Regions from separate parts of the Homo sapiens genome. Here region 1 is linked to region 2. The links are chromatin contacts, found by Hi-C or POLR2A ChIA-PET in ENCODE. All regions are on one chromosome and are shown on one strand. The core of a region is the stretch at or near the end of the contact, and the rest is flanking DNA. Distances in the headings are between cores, read along the strand shown. Region 1 holds the start of TMEM50A (transmembrane protein 50A). Region 2 holds the start of HMGCL (3-hydroxy-3-methylglutaryl-CoA lyase).

Region 1 (2,700 bases), core at 78-2,577, 1.5 Mb before region 2:
TAAACTTTGGCTCTGAGTGGAATTACAGATTCAAATGAAAAATATTTCTCTAATTTACATATTTTATCACAGAACGTGTGTTTCTTCACACCTAAATCAAGAAATTAAACACTGCACTGCAGTTCTTACCTCTACCCACATCATTTCCTTTCACTTCATTCATTATTTTTCTTTCTGCAAGCCTGCCTTTTGGTGTCATTTCTATATAAAGAACATCCACTTTAATATCCCTATCTCTGATCCTAACGGGTGTTTCCAGCCAAAAGCAAGCACAGAATCGTGGTTAATAGTAATTCAGATTACAAAAATCCAACTGCTATTTAAATATAGCCGACCCAAGCTGTCTTTACAAATTATATAAAACATTCCTGTAAGCCGAGCAGTAGAGACCTGAGATACAGCCATGTTATCTCTATTTCAGAGTATGAAAAAGCCTGAAATACATATAACTTGCGAATAACAACACCCAAACTCCTACAGCGAACTTGACTTCCTTAAGATACTTTGTAGCCAGCAATTATGGTTGTCCAAAAATATGACACCCTACAATAGAGCAACGTCTCCCATTTTTAACTTCTCTTTTAAAAATTAAATATTAAAATATATGATTACAGCCAATGCTAAGATGCCTTTGGGACAAGTTCAATTTAGGAAATTCACTCATTTGATTCTTCCCCGGGAAGAACTGCAATTCAATAAGTGTTATTTTCGGTTCATCCCAATGGCCCCACCCCGAATCCATTTTTCTTTGCACGACGACTGGTACGCTCAAGCCAGACCCCGCCCTCCAAACTCTGGGACTTTTAGGTCTCGAGGGACGCCGCTGGAAGATGGGGGAGCCACCTTTAGCCGGGGCACCCCTCGCTGAGGGAGCTGGCCGGGTCACGCTCCTTTCTCGGGGCTTCGGCTTGTCCAGCTGTGAAGTGGGGGATCGGGGGATTTTCCAGGGATCCTGGGGTGTCCCGGGGGAGGGCGCGGTCCCCTCTCCGTCTTGGCGGGGTCTGGACGCCGTCGCCTTCTCCTGGCGCCGCCGGACCCAGGAGAGGAGAGGTCCGCGGCGGCTCAGCCCGGGTCTGCGGCTTCCGGGAGGGTGGCGGCAACGAGCCTGTGCTGTGGGCACCAGCCCGTCAGACGGCCCCGGCTCCGAGGCCTCTCCAGCCTGCGGCCGCTACTCTCTTACCCCCACTCCCCGCCCGACACTTACGTCCAGCCCCGTCGTGCAGTGGTTCCGGAGCCCGGTGTCGCGCCGCGCCGGCCCGCCTCACTCCCCCGATTTTAGCCAAGAAAACAAAACGGCCACAGCCTCCAGACACCCGGATGCAGCAGTACCATCCACCCGGCTCAGTCGCGCATGCGGACACGGGGCGGAGGGCGGGGCGCCGGGTCCGGAGGGAGCCACGCCCACCACAACAACGCGTCTGCGCATGCCCGGGCGCTGGGTTCAGGGGCTTTCCGCCGCTCTGGGTTCACAGCTGGACGTCGGGAGTGCTAGTTTGGAGTACGCCATTTGAGAGTAGGCGTGAGAAGTTGCTCTGTGTGCTGAGCGTTCTAAAGGAAGGCGTCCGTTGGCCTTCGTACCCGTCTTGAGTGAGGTGACGAGTGTTTTCTAGTACTGGGGTCGGCCGCGCAGCCCTCTCAGGGGTGGGTGGCAGGAAGAGTGCCGGGTCCCGCGTGGTGCAAAAGGTGGGTTCAGGTTTGCGGCCACACAGCGCTACTCAGGACTTTTTAGTCTTGTTTATTTTCTCCGTGCCTGTTCCCGCCCCCCGCAGCTCCACCTCTGGGAGAGGGGCGGGTTCAGCTCCAGGAGGCGGGGACTTCCCGGCTTGGCGTGGCTGGGGTGTCCCGTGGACCCCAGTCTCGGCGCGGTGACCCACTTATGGGACTTGGCCTTTCTTTGTTGTTTGTTTAAGGCAGGGTTTCTCAGCCTGGGCACTACTGAGGTTTTGGGCCGGCTAATTCTGTCTGGGTTGGGGAGGGTGCTGTCCCGTGCTTCGCAGGTTGTGTAGCTGCATCCCCCGCCTCTACCCAGTGGATGCAAGTAGCAGCCCCAGTGAACCAAAAATGCCCCCAGACTTTGCCAAATATCCCCTCCCGGGGAAGATCGCCTCGCTTGAGAACCACTGTTGGAGGAGAGCCTGGGTTTTCGGGAGGTAACCGTTTACAAAGGGGAGAACGGTAAGAAGCCGGAAGCAACGATGACTTAGCTACGTGAAAGACTTGCGGCCGGGCTCGCCCCTCTTCTAGAAGCCGTCAGTTTGGGTCTCGCGTCTGGAATCACCGTCAAGGAGTCAGATCCAGCCCCGGAGAGGGAGCAGGGTCGAGGTCTCCTTGCAGAAGGCGCCACCGCAGGAAGCACAGGCGCAACGTGCGGTCTCCCTAGCGGAGGCGCTCGCGATCCTGCAGCCGCCGGTCCGGGAGGTGCTCGGTAGCCCTCCTTGGTGCCTGTCCGGTAGCTGGTCACTCTCGGGGGAAGGTCGTGTGCAGAAGGGCACATGCGATCACACAGAGACGGCGTTGCTGCGGCTTTGACCCGATGGTGCACCCGAAAGAACACAGAGGGTGAAGGGAGAGATCCAGGAAGTGGTCGCGGAGCAGAACCCCCCTTCACTTCAGTTAAAAAGGTGGGTCAATTGTCGTTAAGAGATACGCACAGGTTCATCTGATTGACATGTACGGCGGCAGTATATGAGTGGGATGGGA
Region 2 (2,764 bases), core at 126-2,625:
ATAGATAGATAGATAGATAGATAGATAGATAGATAGATGATAGATAGATAAAATTCTAGTTCTTTGTTTTAAATAAAGTTTGTACCCACTAAATTGATACTGTGACCAATTAGTGGGGTACAACATACAGTTTGAAAACAGTGCTCTGGCCGGGGGCGGTGGCTCTCGCCTGTAATCCCAGCATTTTGGGAGGCCAAGGCGGGCGGATCACCTGAGGTCAGGAATTTGAGACCAGCCTGGCCAACACGGTGAAACCTCGTTTCTACTAAAAACACTAAAATTAGCCAGGCGTGGTGGTGCACACCTGTAATCCCAGCTACTCGGGAGACTGAGGCACGAGACTCTCTTGAACTCGGGAGGCGGAGGTTGCAGTGAGCCGAAATCGCGCCACTGCACTCCAACCTGGGTGACAGAGTGAGACTCCATCTCAAACAAACAAAACAAACCAACAAAACAAAAGAGAGAAAAACAGTGTTCTCAGCATTTTCTTTGCCTCAGGGCCATTGCGAATGCTACACCGTCTGGAAAGTTTTTCTTGTATCCTCTTCACCTGGATAGATTTTTTTTTTTTTCAGCCCTTCAGAAAGTACACCTAGATAAATCTTAATCATTTTTTTAAGGTATGAAATCTAAGGATGCCCCCTCTCTGGAGCTGCCTGCCTGTGTTTGAATCCTGAAGATCGTGATGCGTGAGTTAATCCGTGCTAAGAACTCGGAACAGTGAGTAGCAAATCGTTGCTTCTTATAGTGCAAGTTAGAAATGACACAACTGTTTGTGTAACTATTAATATGTGTCTCCTCACACCTCCCACACTCTAAACACAAGAAGCCACAGAATTTGGTTAATTTCTTTTCATGTTTTTGTTTGTTTGGTTTTGGGTTTTTTGTTTTGGACAGGCTCTCACTGTGTCGCCCAGGCTGGAGTGCAGTGGCACGATCTCCGCTCGCTGCAACCTCGCCTCCCGGGTTCAAACAATTCTCCTGCCTCAGCTTCCCAAGTAGCTGGGATTACAGGCGCCCACCACCACGCCCGGCTTTTTTTTTTTTTTTTTTTTTTTTTTTTTTTTTTTGGATTTTTTGGAGAGACGGGGGTTTCGCCATGTTAGCCAGGCTGGTCTCGAATTCCTGACCTCAGGTGATCTACCCGCCTCGGTCTCCCAAAGTGCTAGGATTACATGGTGTCCAGGCTGATTCTGTTCATCTTTATATTCCTAGCGTCTCACTTGGCCTGGCATGGAAGAGGCGCTCGGAATCAAAACGGAGAGAGGCTGGGGGTGGAGCCAGCTTCGGAAGTCACGGCGGAGGGGCGGGGGCGGGGCCGCGCCCACCAGACGAGCCATCGGTCACGCGGGGCCCAGCTGGACTGCCGCGGGGGATTCTGGGCCAAGATGGCAGCAATGAGGAAGGCGCTTCCGCGGCGACTGGTGGGCTTGGCGTCCCTCCGGGCTGTAAGTGCCCCGAGCCGCCGAGGCGGCGGCCCTGCAGGCACTCTGACTGTCAGGGTTGGGGGCTTGGCCCGTGGTGACTGCTCTCTTAGAGGCGAGGCCGGACAGCTCTCAGGCCAGAGTCGGGAGGGCGTTGGAGTCCTGGACCCTCCCTTTTCCCCTCAAATCCTTTGAAGGGGATGGGAAAACTGAGGTCCGGAGAGGTGGAGTGACTTGTCTGGGTCATGGAGACCTGGGACGCCATCCTAGGTGCCCTGATTCCCCGCCCAGGGCCCTTTCCGATGACCCTGGCCCCTTTCTCCCTCTAATTGAACTTCAGACCTCTCCAACTCTTCATTAGTGAAAATCAAGAACACGCTTCCATTTCCTTCGTCTCCATTTCCAACTGTTGTTGCTTTTAGAGATGCTTGGGGAACTATCCCAGCCTACCGAGCGGGACTTGCGTTGATTGGAGCCAAGCTGTGATTCCCTTGGAATTGCACTTTGATCCTGTTCGATCCTGATGTTTTCCCCTCTCCCATTCTCAGCGCAGAAAAAGTGTGGGAGACGTAGCTGTATGGAGCAGAAAAAATAAAAGCTGAAGCTAGGGTGTCCCAATAGTTCTGCCACTTTCTAGACTTAATGACATAGTTATTTACTTTCTCTAAACCTCAGCTCTTTCGTCTGTAAAACGGACAACATTCCCTTGGGGTTGTTTTGGAAATTAGAGAAAATGTAAGTAACACATCTGGCAGTGTTCTGGCTCCTAATAAGTGATCAGTCGGTGGTGGTATTTTTACCTTAGGGAGTTGAGAAGGAGTTATAACTGTATAGAGGGAAAAATACACTCCTGGCACTGGGTCCCTCTCAGAAAGCCACGTTAATATCTTTACTTGGCCATTCACCTGCACCACCTGCTCATGTGTAAAATGAAGATGGCAATTCCAACTTGGAAAGTTAAACGCAATAGTAGATATTAATAAGCTTTTAAGAAATATTTGGTGTAATGAGATGGCCCTCCATGGGGTTCCAAGCATAGGAACCAGTATTAGTATTAGGCCTAGATATGGGTTCAAGTCCAAGCTCTGTCACTTTCTAATTGTGATTTTTGGGTAACCTTTCTGAGGCTTAGTTTCTTCACCTACGGAGTTGGGATAATAATAGTCCCTGGCCTGTAGTTTAACACTGGGTTTAGTCAGTATTCGCTGTTGGTGTTGATGCAGGTACACCATACCTCAGGACACTGTGGCACAGTACTTGTGTGGTTAGGGGGACCCTCTCTGAGCAGAGCTTTACAGAGGAGGAACGGGATGTTTAACCAGGAGAAGACTGTGGACCGA

What was found. A loop is a pair of places that touch in the nucleus more often than their neighbours do. ChIA-PET counts read pairs that join two places held with the same protein, here RNA polymerase II (POLR2A).
Region 1: a loop to region 2 is called in a map of CD4-positive, alpha-beta T cell, with 9 times the contacts of the local background. The contact joins the promoter of TMEM50A here to the promoter of HMGCL in region 2. A Hi-C loop is called at or near these places in 1 of 168 maps with a recorded cell type or tissue (CD4-positive, alpha-beta T cell). POLR2A ChIA-PET finds 5 or more read pairs at or near these places in 1 of 52 experiments (activated B cell).

Annotation. Positions count from the first base shown.
Region 1 is chr1:25,336,961-25,339,660 of GRCh38, reverse strand. It overlaps TMEM50A (transmembrane protein 50A), which reads right to left and starts at 1,327. Exons shown (of 7, transcript NM_014313.4): 1 at 1,205-1,327. It also overlaps a transcript of RSRP1 not described here. RefSeq lists silencers at 1,378-1,497, 2,489-2,700.
Region 2 is chr1:23,824,040-23,826,803 of GRCh38, reverse strand. It overlaps HMGCL (3-hydroxy-3-methylglutaryl-CoA lyase), which reads left to right and starts at 1,375. Exons shown (of 9, transcript NM_000191.3): 1 at 1,375-1,448. The coding sequence starts at 1,389. It overlaps LOC105376861 (a long non-coding RNA gene), which reads left to right. Exons shown (of 3, transcript XR_947068.2): 2 at 621-720; 3 at 1,216-1,264. RefSeq lists an enhancer at 506-1,374.